Linked DNA regions of Homo sapiens: all the other regions are linked to region 1. Evidence: chromatin contacts called from ENCODE Hi-C or POLR2A ChIA-PET data. All regions are on one chromosome and are shown on one strand. Each heading gives the region's core, a stretch centred on a gene start or an enhancer-like site at or near the end of the contact. The rest is flanking DNA. Distances are from core to core; before and after follow the strand shown. Region 1 holds the start of CKS1B (CDC28 protein kinase regulatory subunit 1B). Region 2 holds the start of GON4L (gon-4 like). Region 3 holds the start of ASH1L (ASH1 like histone lysine methyltransferase). Region 4 overlaps ATP8B2 (ATPase phospholipid transporting 8B2).

Region 1 (3,898 bases), core at 1,348-3,847:
CTAAAAATACAAAAATTAGCTGGGCGTGGTGGCGGGCACCTGTAATCCCAGCTCAGGAGGCTGAGGCAGGAGAATCGCTCGAACCCAGGAGGCGGAGGTTGCAGTGAGCCGAGATCGAGCCATTGCACTCCAGCCTAGGTGACAAGAGCAAAACTCCGTCTCAAAAAAAAAAAAATACGTATTCCCCCCAGCTCACCTTGGAATTACCCTTAGATTTACTTCAGAGAATTAAAATATAGATAGATAATTATCCTGATTAACAACATTAACACTTGAAGTGTGTTAGATGCTGTGCTTAACTCTTACATCTCCCCTTAGTGCTCATTCCAGAAGAGCTTTGTCACTCTGCCAGCCAATCCTGAGAAGGAATTTTATCACTTCATTTCCAGCCAGCTCTCGGGCATAGAGAGAATGAGGAAAGGATTCCACCATAGCCTCACACCCCCAAAACACACAAACACACACTAGGATGTCCCTCATCTGTAGAGATGATGTTCTGTGGGAGCCTACAGTATCCAGAGCCAGGGAAGGACCAACGGGTGTGGGCGTTCGGAAGAAAAGAAAGACGTATGACTCTTGAAATTTACATAGGGAGAAAGGAGATTGCCTACTGGAAGTCCAGGTGATTGGGTGTAGGGGAAAAGCTGTGTGTGGCTTCGCAGCCCAACTGGGAGGAGGGGACAGGGGCGGGAAGTGGCAGGAAATGGCGAAAGCCTCAGGAATGTTTCCAGCAGGGAAGGCTGGGCAAACGGGGCCAGGAGGAATGCCCAGACAAGAACTCTGGTTAGGGGGAGGGGAAGAGACAGAGAAGTAGCGACTGAACTGTCCCTTAAAAAAAAAAAAATCAAACAACAAAAAGAGCACTATTATCTACCCCCACTCCAAACTACCGTTCTTCTGGTAGTAGAAAACTTTTGCTCATGTCACACCCACATGCCACACACCAACAAATCCATGGTCTTATCCACTTATGTCTAGGAAGGCCTAGAGCTACTTCTGGGATGAGGTTGGTCCTGGGAAGGGAAAGCCAGGAAGTGAGGCTGGGAGTCTGAGGGCAAGTCTCTCTCTCCCTCTCGTGCCAAACCCCACGTTCAGCCCTTTCAAATAGTTCTACCCTTGGAGGAGGTTAAGAAAGAGGAAAACGGGGACGGGCGCAGTGGCTAACGCCTGTAATCCTAACACTTAAGGAGGCTGATAAGGGTGGAGCACCTGAGGTCAGGAGTTCGAGGCTAGCCTAGCCAACATGGGGAAACCCCGTCTCTACTAAAAATACAAAAATTAGCCGGGCGTGGTGGTGGGCGCCTGTAATCCCAGCTACTCAGGAGGCTGAGGCAGGAGAATCACTTGAACTCAGGAGGCGGAGGTTGCAGTGAGCCGAGATCGCACCATTGCACTCCAGCCTGGACGATAAGAGCGAAACTCCGTCTTAAAAAAAAAAAAAAAAAAAAAAAAGATAGAAAGGAAAACGGAAAACGGCTGCCTTTAATCTCACTCCTTACAGCCAGAGATGGGAACTTTGACTTCCCACCTGGGGGAGCACGAGAGTGCTCGGAAAACTGATCCCAAGGCCCAAAAAGAGAAAGGACAGGAAAATATAAGCAGGTGGAGTTTCAGGGATTGACGACAAGGCTTTTCAGCTGATGACCCAGGTCCCACAAAGATAAAGCTCCTAAGGGGGCGTGGTCCCCTAAGGACGCGAACTTCAGACTTCTGGGCGGGGAGGCTTTCTGGACAGTCAGACGTGGATTACGGAGGGGGCGTGGCTTCGGAGGGGCGGAGCTTCAACAAATTCGAATCGTTCTTTGAAGAGCAGGGTTTTGCCCTTTTGGGAGATAGGCCTTTTGACAGGAGTTAGCCGAGGATCGTTGCTAGGAGGCGGAGTTTCGGAGAATGGAAGGAGTAACGAAGGGTTTCTCGTAGTAGGGCTTGGAACGTGTCGGGGGGTGGGGACTTCCAGAAAAACTGGGCGACAGGGTGGGGTCGGAGACAAAAAATAAAAATCAAGTCGGGGTTCGGGGGAGCCCCCTGAAGTTGGGAGGTGGGACTTCCGGGGAGAGGGGTCTCAGGGGCGGGACTTATAAATGAAGACCGGAAGTGGGGTCCCGGGAGAGGGGTTCCGGGGTGAAAGAGTGAGTCACCTAAGGAGAAAAAAGTCAAGACTCACCAGGGCCTCATGGAGTCTCCGCACCGCACCGCGGGCCGATTTGGTGCCGGATCACGCCACTGCCAGCTTAGGTTACCGCTCCAACTTTCTCCCCGGGCCCTGCCTCCCTGGAGAAACTTTATTACACTCACTTCCGGCCTCACTAACCCCTGACCCTCTACCTCAGGGTCCCTCCTTCACGCTTCCCACTTTCCCGAGTTAGCCAATGGCAGCGCGAGATCGCGCACAAAGGCAGTGGTGGCCAATAAGACGCCTACTTTTGACCCACGCTCGTTCTTGAGAAGCGTGAGAACTGCCCTCCAATAAGGATCCGAAGAGAAGTAAATCTAAGCCAATCGGAGGCTTGAAAGTAGAGGTGTCCCGCCTCGAGCCAAACGGACCAATAGGAAGTGCGGGCGGCGTGTTTGAAAGCGAGGCCAAAGTGGGTGGGAGCGCGTGCTGTTGGGAGTTGCTTGGAGGTTGGCGGCGCGGGGCTGAAGGCTAGCAAACCGAGCGATCATGTCGCACAAACAAATTTACTATTCGGACAAATACGACGACGAGGAGTTTGAGTATCGGTTAGTGCTGGCGCGGGAGCAATAGCGAGGGTCGTGAGCTTTGGCCGCTGAGGGCACAAGGAATTAGTAACAGGAACTGAGGCGATAGAATTGGCGCATGCGTACGAGGTGCGAACGGGCAATGGTGTGATATTGTGGAAGGCGTAAGGCGCATGCGCGGAGGTGGGAGGCGCTCGTAAAACAAAGTGGTTGCGAATTTGGAGTCGCCTCTCAGTAGAGAGGAGAGAGGGGTGGGCGTGGTTAGGGTACTGACCACCCTCACCCATGAGGCTTTCTGGATCATTCTCTGAACTTTATCGGGCAAACTTAACTTGCCTTGTAGAGACTGTTTCACAGTAATCTTGTCGAATCCAGTGGGAGAACGTAGCAAAAGCGGAGCTGGAAGTTTCCTGGCGTCCCTAACAGGAGAGTAGCGCTGAGAGAGTTGAATATTGCTTATTAACTCGTGAAAAAGACAAGGGGCGTGGTTGTCTGGCTTGTGTAAGGAAGGGGATCGCTTGGGACTGCAATGGAATAAAACTGGCTAGGAGCATTGAGAAAATACTTAATATGGGTCTAATAGATGCCCTTTAAATATCAAAGGGAACAGTTACGGAATACTTAACAGGTTTCAGGTGTTCTGCTAAAGTGCAAGGATAACACATGGTCTCTGCTGTTCACAAATTTAAAAATCTGTGGGTGGTACCGACAGACACCAGAAAGGTGACACACGCTATGCAAGGAGCCATTACAGGGTGTGATGGGAGCACACAAGACTTGCTAAGGAGAGGGAACTGGCGACCCGAAGGCTGCGGCTTCCTAGCTGTGAGCGGGGGTTGAGGTGGGGCTAGAAAGTCAGTCCCCTACTTTTGCTAACTCCAGGACGCTCCCCCATCCCACGCTTCGAGAACGCCCCCCGCCCCGCCACCGCCTTGGAGGCTGACCTCTTACTTTCGGTCGGTCTTCTTCCCTGGGCTTGGTTTGGGGGCGGGGGAGTGTCCTAAGGGCCAATTCAGCGTGATGTCTCTTTCACCACCATTGAAAACGAAACCAGTAGTAAACTACGCGTGTTTTCATTTATATGTCGGAGATAAAAACACAGGGACAGAAAGAGGGGAACAACAGACATTGGGGCCTGCTTGAGGGAGGAGGGTGGGAGGAGGTAGAGGTTCAGGAAAAAAAAAAACTGTCGGGTACT
Region 2 (3,976 bases), core at 1-2,500, 880 kb after region 1:
AGAGGGAGACTCTGTCAAAAAAAAAAAAAAAAAAAAAAAAAAAAGGCATCTTATTACCCAGGAAAACTTTACTGTCATAAATAGATCCAATAATAGAATAAGCCGCCTTGTGTTAGATCACTGGCAATGTTCAAGCGAAGCCTGAATGTCCACTTATCAGAGTACTAGATGAAAGCCTGAACTAGAGAACTGAAAAATAAAAGTTATTTGTAACTCTAAGCGTCTAAGGTTAGATTTCTCTTTCTTCTTTTCTTTCTTTCTCTCTCTCTCTCTTTCTTTCCAGAGACAAGGTCTCGCTCTGTTGCCCAGACCGGAGTGCAGTGGCAAGATCCTAGTTCACTGCAGCCTCAGACTCCTGGGCTCCAGTGACCCTCTGGCCTCGGCCTCCCGAGTAGCTAGGACTACAAGGCACTTGCCACCACCCTCAACGACTTTTTTTCTTTTTTTTTTTTTGTAGAGACGGGGTCTCGATTTGTTACCCAGGCTGGTCTCAAACTCCTGGCCTCAAGCGATCCTCCCGCCCCAGCCTCCCAAAGTGCTAGGATTAGAGGCGTGAGCCACCGCGCCCGACCTACAGTTAGTTTTAAACCTCCCTTCTGTTTCTCCAAGACATTAGGGGAGATTCTCCATCCCCTCAATCAACTGATGTAATTAAAACTCAGTAACTAAAGCTCAATAAAACATGAAGATTTCGTTGATTCCTGTGAGAGATGGTGGTGACCTTATAAGAAATAGAATGGGAGTAGCCAGGGCAGCTCTTTTATTTCACAGATAATTACTGAGATCAAAAAAAGGGGAAAAAAAGAAAAAGAAAGAAAGAAAAAGAAGGAAAGAAAGACAGCTACTTCAGCTCCAGGCACCTCAAACACAGCAGTAGCTCGACAGAATCCACTTTTTTGGGAACCCAAGTCGGACCAGCAGGGTGAATGAATGCCAATGTGGAGGCAGCCCCGGCACGGCCCTCTCCTAGGAAAACATTTTCAAAAGGGGTCCTAACCGCGCTTCCACCTCGGTGCCCAGGGCTGGCTCCAGTCCCCATTCCCAACTAGACACTGGACTTCACGCCCTTAACTTCCGCCACGCACCCAGCGCCCACCCTCAGACCCGACCTTCTCAACCTGGACATCGTTCGTCCAGGTGTCCCAGCTCCCACCTGCCTCTTCCCACCCCACCACACACAAACCTGTACCCTCACCAGCCGGCCTGATTCCACGGAAACGGCTTTGGCACCACCGGAAGTCAGCCAACAACAGCGAATTGCGTGCGCGTCCCCGAGCCTCGGAGCGCCGCGCCGCAGTGCATCAAGGAGCATGCGCCTAACACTATGCGCCATCCCATTTTAGGGCAGAGTGAAGCCACAACGTTAGTGCGTCAGTTATTGGCAAAAAAATTTAAAGGCACTACTTAGCTTTCTCTGCCCATGGAGTTATCCTACTCAAAACTGAGGTTAAGATTCAGTGGTTTAGATTAACAGCTAATTTGGGGGCCAGGCGCGGTGGCTCACGCCTGTAATCCCGGCACCTTGGGAGACGGAGGCGGGCGGATTACCTGAGGTCGGGAGTTCGAGATCACCCTGGCTAACATGGTGAAACCCCGTCTCTACTAAATATACAAAATTAGCTGGGCGTGGTGGCGCACGCCTGTAATCCCAGCTACTCCGGAGGCTGAGGCAGGAGAATCGCTTGAACCCGGGAGACGGAGGTGGCAGTGAGCCGGCATCGTGCCACTGCACTCCAACCTGAGCGACAGTGAGACTCTGTATCAAAAAAAAAAAAAGATTAACAACTAATTTTTCTCACTACGAGTCACCTGGAACACAGGACCAAGGGACTGAAGAAGTCATAAAATGCCAGAAAAAGAAGTCTCTAAATTACAAATAGTGCAGGCTCCTGATTAAAACTAAGGCACTCTTGGACTCAGGCTATAGTAATTATTCATATATGTACAATATTCTGCATTTTACAAAATGCTCTCACATTTTCTTAGGTGACTTGGTCTCCACAATAGACTGTAAGATTATTATATCATATTCCAGTTTGCACAGGACAAAGTTCTGGCTCATCTGAGTAGGTGATTTCACAACGGTACACAGACAGCTATCAAGGAGAATCAGGTATTAAGTCTCCTAACTCTAGCTAATAATGCATTGACCCAGTGTCCAGGAGGCTGCCTGGGGTGTAACAGATGTTCAATAATTCAATACGTGCTTTTTGAATGAGCGAATGAATGAATGACTTCTAAAATGATGTTATTTCCACTTTTCTAGAAAAACAATGTCTGGAATCCACGGAGATTAAAAAAATAATAAAAAACAGAATGTCAAAAGGTGGAAAAATACTTTCAACCCCCTCATTTTACAGGTAAACCACCAACACAAATTTATACATTTGAACTAATCCTATCTGTAAACAGAATCCAACGGATGAAATTATCCACAGCCAAAATGAAGGTTGAAATTTATGCAAACATGGCAGTAGTCTGACTAACCTGAATCACACCAACTCTCCCAAATACCAAGGAAGACTCCAGAAGCTCGGAGTTTCATGTGTGTTGTTCTTTGACCTACAGAATACACAGATCTTTCGGTTTGGCCTCTCTCATACGAAACCCTAAGCACTTGAGGTTCATGAAAAAAATTCAACACTGATTAACTTTGGCACTTTTCATTAGTTGTTTTTTTTTTTTTTTTTAAACAGCTTTGCATACCACAATATCCATCTGTTTTACGTGTACAACCAAATTTTTTTTTTTTTTTTTTTTTCAGACGGAGTCTTGTTCTGTTGCCCAGGCTGGAGTGCAGTGGCGCGATCTCGGTTCACTGCAACCTCCACCTCCTGGGCTCAAGCGATCCTCGTGTCTCAGCCTCCCAAGTAGCGTGTGCCACCACGCCCGGCTAATCTTTGTATTTTTAGTAGAGATGGGGGTTTCACCATGCTGGCCAGGCTGGTCTCGAACTCCTGACCTCAAGTGATCTGCCCGCCTTGGCCTCCCAAAGGTTTGGGATTACAGGCATGAGCCACCGTGCCCGGCTGTTTTTTTAAAATTAGTAAATGTTCAGAGTTGTGCAACCATCCCCAGGTTTGGTCTTTCATCAGAGTTTCTGAGGTTTAAGACAGTTTCCATCCACTGTGAAATATAAGCCAAAAAAAAAAGTTCTGTAATAACCTTTAGCGGTCTCAGAAATGCATAATGATGGCAGTCGATACTGAAATCCAGGCAGTACAGAATTTTATTTTCCCAAAATTCTGGAACTCAGGACCGAGAACATTTTGCTGCTGTATTAAAGCCCAGAAAACTGAAATCAGAGGATTTCATATAATAATCTACCTATGCTTCTTACCCTTCAGTACTTTCTCGTTTTGGAACCACAGCGCGTCAGTGGGCGCGGCCTCATTCTCGGGAAAACTCGGCGGTGGGAGGAGTCCCCTCCGGGAGAGCTTCCTGAAGGGGGCGAGGGCTGACTTCCGTAATCTTTCGGAAGAGGCGGAGTCTTCTTCCGAGGACCATTCGGAAGAGGCGGAGTCTTCTTCCGAGGACCATTCGGAAGAAGGCGGAGCCTACCTCTCATCAGGACCAGTCTGACTGCACCTGCATCCTTAGCTCAGCGCATCCCCGGAGCATCTTAAGAGCTGAGCGCAGCTGACAACTAGGGGCCGGACCGTCGCAGGAGGCGTCCGCTGGATACCTTCCCCCTTCCCTGACCTAGAGCTCTACAGCTGCTGCCTCGGTACTGACCGAGGGTTCCCAGAGCTGTCTCACCATTGCAAAAACGTTATAGCAACAGCCTCTGATTACGACATGGCTGAGATCACCAATATCCGACCTAGCTTTGGTAAGTAGACTCGGGAAAACTAAGCTTGAGGTGGTCAGAATGGTTGCAAGGCCAAGGGGGCCCAGCGGCAGGGCAGAGAATGCAGCCCAGACCAGAGCCTTCAAAATGCCAGCCCCACTAAAATCGGGCCTGTGGTGGTGGGTA
Region 3 (3,845 bases), core at 77-2,576, 590 kb after region 1:
CATATCAACCTGCAAGGAACCTCCCAACATTTATTCAAGAAATAAGCTAACTTATAAGGGGAACTCCATTACACTTACACAAATAAAGGCAAACTCTTACGGAAACACTTGCCATCCTCACATACACACACCAACACAGCCGCTACACACCAACAGACCATCTGTCTGCTAGACCAAAAACATCTCTTTCCATGTACAAACTAACCAGTGACATTTATTAAACTTACAACACTGAGATCATCCTGTCGTTCCCACATACCGTTCAACGCGGCAGGGACACCACAGACCTTGTCACACAGGTAAAATCCCCTCTCAAGATCGTGTCCTCGACCACTCTTATCCCTTAATTAAACACACACAAACTGGACTATGGGGGAGGCTCCGATCATGCCTACAAACACAAACTAACCTGTCAGGGGCACAGCCGACTCCGCCTCCACTCGCTTACTTCCCAGCCCCCTCCGGGAGTCTGCCTGTCAGGGACACCCCTTCACCCCGCCTGGAGGGACTTCCCGGTAGGCTCAGGATCCCCCTCCCTGCTCTCCCCTCCCCCATCTTCACCACTGCTCTCTCAGAGATCCAGGTCCGGGAGATGACAGTGGCTCCCAGAAAGCCCAGGATTCAATCGCTGAGAGAGTGCTTAGGCCCGAATGCCGGCCCAAATCGTTCTACTCACCGTGTCGGAGGCCGAGGCCGAGGCCGAGAGCGATGAGAGTGCAGGGAAGTGGGGAAGAGGGGGTGGCCGCCAGGCTCCTCCGCTTCCCTGGGTCCACGGCGGATCCCTCCCGCTTGTCAGGAGGCGGCCAGCGGGTAAGCTGACTGGCGGAAATGCGAGAGAGGAGAAGGGAAAGGTGGAAGGCTAAAGGGGGCAAACTGAGGGGAGGCGGGTCCCGCAACCGAGACTGGGATCGTCTCCCCTCCGCAAAGCGAACCCAAAATGGCGGCGGGAGCGGCGGCGGCGGCGGCGGCAGCAGCAGAGTGGCGGCGGTGGCGGCGGCAGCTCCTCCAGAGGGAGGGAGCGAAGGGCGCCTAGCGCCCCCCTCAACCTTCCACTCCTTCCTCCTTGCGTTCTTTCCCACCGTCCCCCGCTCCGCCCGACTCCGTCCGCGTAGCGCGCACGCCCGCCCGCACGCGTACGAGTGTCTACGGGCTCGTCGCTGGCTGCTCCCACCAACCACCACCTTCGGCCGCCCCGCGCGCCAGCCAGCCCGTACGCGCTCACCCACAGGAACCCCCTCGTCCAGTCCCTCACTACCCCTCAGGCCCTGTCAAGCCGGCGCCGGCGCAGGCCCTCACGCGTACCTTCAACGGCGCAAGCCCAAGCCTCCTCCTCCTCCTCCTCCACCTCCTCTTCTCTCCTCCCCCCCCTTCCCCGCCCCCACGGCCACCAACCGCCGCCACGGCCGCCGCCGCCGCCGCCAGCCCCCCCTACCACCCTCCACCCCTCGCGCGTGCGCCTCCCACAATCCCCCCCGCGGGACTGTTCCATTCCTGTCGGCTGCAGGGGCAGGAGAGGAAGGGACGGGCCGAGCGGGTCGGGGCTTGCCGTTTGACTGGAATTGCCAGAATGGCGGACCGAGCCCCACGACAACCTACCTCCCTGGGCTCCTCGCCGCAGCGCTGCGGCTCGCCTCCCTCTGCTCCTCCTCCTCCGCCGGATCGCGGCGAGCGGATCGAGGACTGCCTAGCGCCCCTCTGCCCACCGGTGGTTGGAGGCCGCGGCGGCTGCGCGTTGAGTCGTTTCCTGCCGGTTGACCTGAGCCTACTTCGCAGTAGCAGGACCGCTGCTGTGGAGCTGGTCGCAGGCGGTGTGTGCCGGTCGCCTAGTCAGGAGAACTAGTCCTCGACTCACGGTGAGGGAATGGACCGACACGGGTATTGTACCGCTGAGGGAAAGGAGCGGGACTCCGGACCTCCAGGAGGTAGGGAGTGAGGCCAGTAGGACCGGCGCGCCTCCGGGGGGATTCCTCCCGGGCGTTGAGTTGCCAACCTGGGACCCGAGGAAGATCGGCGTGGTGGTGTGCTTTTTGTTGTTGTTAACCCTCCTCGGATTTCTCGAATTTCACACCACTGTCCATATGCGATGATGTTTGTTTGCCCTTGACGCACTTACTCATGGATGGTACTTCTTCAGCCTCGTTAGACAGCCTGGTGATGGAGGATGAAGAAACCATGTGCTTTTCATTCAGTTCTGGACTTAGTCTCCCTTTTCTTCCTTCAGCAAGTTATTTTTGTTAGTTCCTTATCAAAAAGTGTACATAAAAATTAGGCAACTCCAAACATGCCTCCAGGGTTAATGTGTGAAATAATAAGATAATATATGTAAAGTGGAATTAGCTCCTAGGCATAGGGAAAGTGCAGAATATTGCCGTGTTGTCATTTACAGTTCTGTTGATGTCGATAACGTTTGTGGGTGTAATTGGTAGTGTTCTGTCCCTCCAAGGAGTTAATAAAACAAAGCAAACATAGGCCTGTTAGGTTTCTGTGGCTACTGAATATTTGTTTCTCAAAACACTTGACTGATATTTGATAATTGAATGCAGCAGAAATACGGACGATTAAAGTCCACAAATAATTCCAAAGTTTACTTGATCTAGTAGTTTTTACCTTTACCTAAAGGGTAAAGCAGAATAAATTACCGGAAGGATCTACTTGGGTTTCCCTTTCCTTCACATTTGTGGACTCCTGGGGATCCAGGAAGTAATTCAGAAATGACTGTTCAAAAGCCCATGCAAGGCCGGGCGCGGTGGCTAACGCTTGTAATCCCAGCGCTTTGGGAGGCCAAGGTGGGCGGATGACCTGAGGTCAGGAGTTCGAGACCAGCCTGGCCAACATGGCAAAATCCCGTCTCTACTAAAAATACAAAAATTAGCCAGGCGTGGTGGTGGACGCCTGTAATCCCAGCTACTCAGGAGACTGAGGCAGGAGAATCGCTTGAACCTGGGAGGCGGAGATTGCAGTGAGCCGAGATGGTGCCATTGCACTCCAGCCTGGGCAACAAGAGCGAAACTCCATCTGAGGGAAAAAAATAAAAATAAAAAGCCCTTGCAACCTCCAAAATTCAAGTAGACAGTCCCAAATTTCCCCTTTAGGATACGTGGATTAAGTGTTGTTTACTTGTTTCGTTTCTTTAAGGTAAAGAGGAAAGCAGCCTTAATTACCTCATTGTATATTTTCCTAACCAAGTCCCACACTTTCATGGAGCCCACTTGTTTACCGATCTTTTGTTAGTTGCTTCATGCGTGCAAGTGTATTATGCTACCAATAACTTGTTTTATCTGAGAACAGGGACTATGTCTACTACTTAATTTACATAAAGCATCACAGGCTAGCGCAAAGCAAGTCACAGAAATATTGAAATGAGGCTGGGTGTGGTAGCTCACGCCTGTAATCCCAGCACTTTGGGAGGCCAAGGCGCATGGATCACGAGGTCACAAGTTCAAGACCAGCCTGGCCAACATAGTGAAACCCCGTCTCTACTAATAATACAAAAAATTAGCCGGGCGTGGTGGTGGGCGCCTGTAATCCCAGCTACTCGGGAGGCTGAGGCAGGAGAATTGCTTGAACCCGGGAGGCAGAGATTTCAGTGAGTGGAGATTGCACCACTGCACTCCAGCCTGGGCAACAGTGCGAGACTTTGTCTTAAAAAGAAAAAAAAAATCCAAAAAAAATCAGGTGGGCATGGTGGAGCGCCTGTAGTTCCACCTACTTGGTAGGCTGAGGCAGGAGAGTCGCTTGAACCCAGGAGGGAGAGGTTGCAGTGAGTCGAGATCACGCCTTTGCATTCCAGCCTGGGAGACGAGAGTGAAACTCCTTCTCAAAAAAAAAAAAAAAAGAAAAAGAAA
Region 4 (4,402 bases), core at 1,741-4,240, 620 kb before region 1:
TCACCATGTTGGCCAGGCTAGTCTTGAATTCCTGACCTCCTGACCTGCCCACCTCAACCTCCCAAAGTGCTGAGATTACAGGCGTGAGCCACCACACCCAGCTCAGGGAGGCGTAGTTTTCTTTAATTTTAAATTTAAACCCAAGTTTATTGGCAGACTCCCTTTTGACCTCCCTTTGCCTCCCCATCTGGTGCTTTCTTGCATCTACACCCCAGGGCCCTGTGGTGGGGCTGCAGGGGGAAGCTGTGCACCTGAGATGAGGCTGGAACGGGAATTGGCCTCTCTGCTCCCTTCTTCAGTAAGCAAGGAGCCCCGCCCCTCAGGCCCAGCCTCTGGCAAGAGGTGGTGGAATCCTTGTGCCGGGTAGTAGAGGAGGATAAGGGCAAAACCAGGCCCAGGCCAGTGCCTGGCTTGGTCTGGATGGGACACTGTCAGAGTTTGGCCACAGCCTGTCCTTTACTTCATCCACACCTATGAAGCTATTCCCTAAATAAGGCATTTCCCAAGTTAGTCGCTACCTAATCAGCCTTGAGAAGAATCCTTTCCTCTTCTTTGATAGTGGGTCGGGGGATTCTTCAGGAATGGTTTGGAGCTGGGAGTGGGTAGGGGGATTTTAAATGTTCCATATGGGAGCCCCAAAGGAACTGGATGGGCTGCAGTGAGGTGGGGGCGGGTGGGCAGGGAATGGGAGAGGGGAAGTCTTGGCAGGGAAATCCCTTTTGGCCACACAGTTTACAAACCCAGTATCATGTCTGTCTGTGTGTCTCTCAAGGTGAGAGTCTGATTTTTATACCAAAGAGGAAATGATTTTTTTTCATATTTTGTTTGTCTATATTATATAAATATATATATACAGTTATATATATATATATTATTTTTTGGTTCTCTCTCGTTTTTTAGGGAGGGAAGAAAGTACCAAGTTGCATTGAGCTGTAATTAAGGAACATTATAATTTATGACACATTTCTATACTTGCAAAAATTATATCATTTTATGGATATAAGAGAAAAATGCCTTTTTATAAAATTTCAATTTCTGAGAAGTGTGTAATTTGTCTCTTTTCTGATGTTTAACCAAGACTGGTGGTGAAAGTAAAGACAGAAACTGTCTCTTAAATGTAATTGAGTGGGTAGATCTGGGATATCTTGGACAAATTGGAATCTGACTGGTGTGGGATAGCACCTCATCCATTTGCAGACCTCCCGGGATCTGAGTTTCAGCTGAAGATGAAGACGGGGCAGTGGGTGGTACTGAGCGGCATATCGTATGGACTTTGGCTGGGTGCCTAGGACCTTGAGCTGTTTACCTTTCTCCAAACGCAGGCCAACCTGTCATCCCTAACACACGCCAGATGGATGTGTGTGTAGGGAAAGTACCTGGTAAATATTGTAAGGTTTTGTTTTTTAACTCTGCGCTTTTCCGCATGCCTCACATCTTCCTGGCTTCTCAAGTGAGTATCAAGGAAGCTAAAGTCTTATATTAAAGGGAGCTTTCCTCCAGGGAAGGGAGGGCGGATGAGGATGGGGTCCTAGGAGTCAGGGCCAGGGTTAGTGCTGGCCTGAGGAGAAAGAAGTATAGCTTCCTCCGCCGATGGCCAATATCAGCATGATCCAGCCCCACCCGCAGGCTAATTTCCCCCTGACCCAGCCAGTCTTCAGTTATGGAACAATCCTTCTCAAAAACGTAGACTGGGTGTGGTGGCTCAATGCCTGTAATCCCAGCATTTTGCGAGGCTGAGGCAGGAGGATCACTTGAGCCCAGCCCAGGAGTTCAAGACCAGCCTGGGCAACATGGGGAGACCCCGCCTGTATTAAAAAAAAAAAAAAAAAGGGTGGGGGAGCGGAGGGTGTATGGGGGGAAGATGTGAAGATAAGATCTGTTTCCCTCTTCAGGAGAAACGGCCCCTGGCGGGAATCCCGCCACAGACCGCCAGGAACACCACCTGACACCCACCTCCACCCAGGGAGAGGCTGTCCAGTCCACACAAGCCTTTCTTTGGGGTCTGTCTGGAACCCTGAGCTTTGGGCAGCAAGTGGCATCTGGCTTCAGTGCCCCCACCCCCGAAACACAGAAAGAAGCCTTAATCCCTTGAGGCTGGTGAGGCCCCAAGTCCACCCCTCCCACAAGACAGGTCTTCAGCACTGCGCTGGCCTCCCGTTGGGGGTCTGTTCAGCCACTGGGAATGTCTTCCTTGGCTCCTCTCGCTGACCCTGGCTCTCCTGCACCCAGGATCCTATTATGTGTGTCTGAGGGGCAGGGCCAATGTCATTTTAACTTTCATTGCCTCTTGGGGACGCGTTTTCTCCGTCGCGATATAGACACACGCCTCCACGGAGGCTCCGGGCACTCGGGCTCCCCGTTTTCTCCCCTCTGCCGCAGGCATCCCTGGTCTTCCTTCCCTGCGCTGACTGAGCACCTGGGCTCCTGTGGGAGTGGCTTCCAGCCCCTAGGTCCCCATCGTCCTAGTGCCTTTTCTGAGTGCGTGGAGGTGAAGTCTGTCCGATACCGCAGCTTTGTTCCACTGAGCCTGCTTATCTCCAAGGGCGTTCCTCTCCACTCCACTAAAGCAGCACACACCCATGGGCGCCCACTGCCGTCGGGAGGAGCTCCACCTCTGAACTCTCACAATTCATTCAGCATTTGGCCATCCATATTCTTCAGTTCTTCCCGCTTCCATCTGTGCTCCCAGCGAAAACTACGGCCCCTCCCTTTCCTCCTGGTCGCTTGCTTCCATATGTGAACCCTTACTTGCTTCCCAATCCAGCCCGGAGCCCGTGGTCTGGTACTCGTCGCTTTGCCCCGGAACATTCCAGCCTTGGGTCAGCCCAGCGTCTCCCAGGGTGAGCTGTGGAATGCTGAAGGGCAGCACACAACCACGGAGCAAGAGGAGCGGCAGCTGCCCGGGCTCCCTCCGCAGGCGCCTCTGCACGGCGAGGAGACGCTGGGAACCTCATTCTCCTGCCCCTCCCTCAACTCCTGCCACCGCCTCCCACCCTGCCCTCAGCAGATGGTGCTGCCTCCTACTTCACGGAGCAAATAACTTCTGCGGCTTTCCTCTCAACTACAAATCTCACTGCGCACAGGCACGCCGGCCTTCCCCTTTCCTTTCCCCTGCCTGGGGAGGCTGGACTCTCCTGTCCCGCTCCCTGTGGCCCCGCCCCTCCCCTCCTCCCACCACTGCACCTTCCATTGTCCTTCACCAGGACCTTCTCTTGACCCTGCCTTCATTTCCCTCTCCGTTGATTCTTTCCTTCCCCAAATTAGCCTGCTCAGTTTTCTTCCCCCTCACCTGACCCCTAACCCCTATCAACTCTGTTGTGGTCTGTGTCCCTCCCATTAGCCTCTCTGTTATCTCTTCCACTGCCTGTAATCTGGCATCTCCTTCACCAGTCCCTGAAATGCTTTCACTAAAATCACCTTTGACCTTCATGTTGGCCAAGTCCAGAAGGCATTTCCAGGTCTGATCTGACTTGCAATCTCTTAGTCATTTGACTGTGTTGGCTGCCTTCTCCTTGAAACTCTGCCCTCTGCTGACTTTGTTCCACTTTCTCTTGGTTTAACTGCTGCCTCTCTGGTTGATCCTTCTGTCTCCTTCCTTGGAGCTCCTTCCTCTGTTCTTCTTCCCACCATGCCCCAGGACTCCATACTTGGCTCTAAGCTTTTCTCTTCTGTGCAGGGTCCTTGAAGGTCCCCATGCAAACCCATGGTTTAAATAAGATTTGTTTAAACAAGTAAGATTTAACAATTAAATGGAGAGTCACCATTGTTCACCTCTAGATTGGACTTCTTCCTTCCACTCCACGCTCCAGACCCTTGTATTCAATTATCCATTGGACCTCTCCACTAGGACGACCCACCACCACCTGTTATTCAACATACCCCACACTGAACATTGTTTTTCCCAACACCTGTTGCTCCTCCCGCATCCTCTATTTCAGTGAGCAGCACGCGATCTCACCAGTCACCAAAGCCAGACACACATGTCCTGGAGAAAACCCTACAACCTCTGCTCTGGGGCCACCACACTGTAAATCATATATTTCATCTTCTTTGATGTGGAGCATGAAATGATTAAGCTGCAATGTCCTGAGCCACTGTTTCCCAGTGATTGTGACCCAGGCAGGGTCACGACAGCCATATTTCTGTCCCCAAAGCGGGGCCATCTAGGTTGGGACTCAAAACACAAAGAAATTCTGCCACAAAGGTTCAATGTCACTTTCCTTGGCCCCAAAAGAGAAACTGGAGAGACCAGAGTGCTCAGATTAGGTAGGCAGCTGCAGCCTCCCACTGTAGCCACCCTGCAGAGCATGAGGGAGGGACTCACTGATAAAGCACCAGGACTACCCACTGCAGTCTCTACTTCAGAGGAAGCAAGCCATTGATGGAGATGTACTAAACACTG

The links. Hi-C counts contacts between places; a loop is a spot of excess contacts on that map. ChIA-PET counts read pairs that join two places held with the same protein, here RNA polymerase II (POLR2A). Pooled maps may share reads with other maps.
Region 2: a pooled map shows a loop between it and region 1 (10-fold over the local background). The contact joins the promoter of GON4L here to the promoter of CKS1B in region 1. A Hi-C loop is called at or near these places in 1 of 37 single-sample maps with no recorded cell type and 11 of 50 pooled maps. POLR2A ChIA-PET finds 5 or more read pairs at or near these places in 2 of 52 experiments (B cell and naive thymus-derived CD4-positive, alpha-beta T cell).
Region 3: a pooled map shows a loop between it and region 1 (7-fold over the local background). The contact joins the promoter of ASH1L here to the promoter of CKS1B in region 1. A Hi-C loop is called at or near these places in 1 of 168 maps with a recorded cell type or tissue (PC-3) and 6 of 50 pooled maps. POLR2A ChIA-PET finds 5 or more read pairs at or near these places in 1 of 52 experiments (MCF 10A).
Region 4: a loop to region 1 is called in a pooled map, with 2.8 times the contacts of the local background. The contact joins the enhancer-like site here to the promoter of CKS1B in region 1. A Hi-C loop is called at or near these places in 1 of 50 pooled maps. POLR2A ChIA-PET finds 5 or more read pairs at or near these places in 4 of 52 experiments (PC-3, PC-9, Panc1 and 1 more).

The regions. Positions count from the first base shown.
Region 1 is chr1:154,972,084-154,975,981 of GRCh38, forward strand. CKS1B (CDC28 protein kinase regulatory subunit 1B) reads left to right here and starts at 2,598. Exons shown (of 3, transcript NM_001826.3): 1 at 2,598-2,721. The coding sequence starts at 2,663. MIR4258 (microRNA 4258) reads left to right here and starts at 3,610; the gene lies at 3,610-3,700. It also overlaps a transcript of SHC1 not described here. RefSeq lists enhancers at 2,094-2,243, 2,694-2,843, 2,944-3,003 and a silencer at 2,334-2,423.
Region 2 is chr1:155,855,964-155,859,939 of GRCh38, forward strand. It overlaps GON4L (gon-4 like), which reads right to left and starts at 1,251. Exons shown (of 32, transcript NM_001282860.2): 1 at 1,184-1,251. It overlaps SYT11 (synaptotagmin 11), which reads left to right and starts at 3,604. Exons shown (of 4, transcript NM_152280.5): 1 at 3,604-3,832. The coding sequence starts at 3,799. RefSeq lists enhancers at 1,131-1,330, 1,617-2,204, 3,445-3,554, 3,745-3,844.
Region 3 is chr1:155,561,477-155,565,321 of GRCh38, forward strand. It overlaps ASH1L (ASH1 like histone lysine methyltransferase), which reads right to left and starts at 1,327. Exons shown (of 28, transcript NM_018489.3): 1 at 677-1,327. ASH1L-AS1 (ASH1L antisense RNA 1) reads left to right here and starts at 566. Exons shown (of 2, transcript NR_147964.1): 1 at 566-810; 2 at 1,774-2,468. It also overlaps a transcript of MSTO1 not described here. RefSeq lists silencers at 1,118-1,267, 1,318-1,457, 2,542-2,836 and an enhancer at 1,346-1,913.
Region 4 is chr1:154,350,266-154,354,667 of GRCh38, forward strand. It overlaps ATP8B2 (ATPase phospholipid transporting 8B2), which reads left to right. Exons shown (of 28, transcript NM_001370597.1): 28 at 1-1,039. Among named protein-coding and RNA genes, the nearest start is that of ATP8B2, 27 kb to the left of the region's middle. RefSeq lists an enhancer at 1-33. Within about 2 kb of position 2,991, at least 26 of the 41 ENCODE cell types and tissues checked have a DNase peak (open chromatin) inside an H3K27ac peak, as active enhancers do.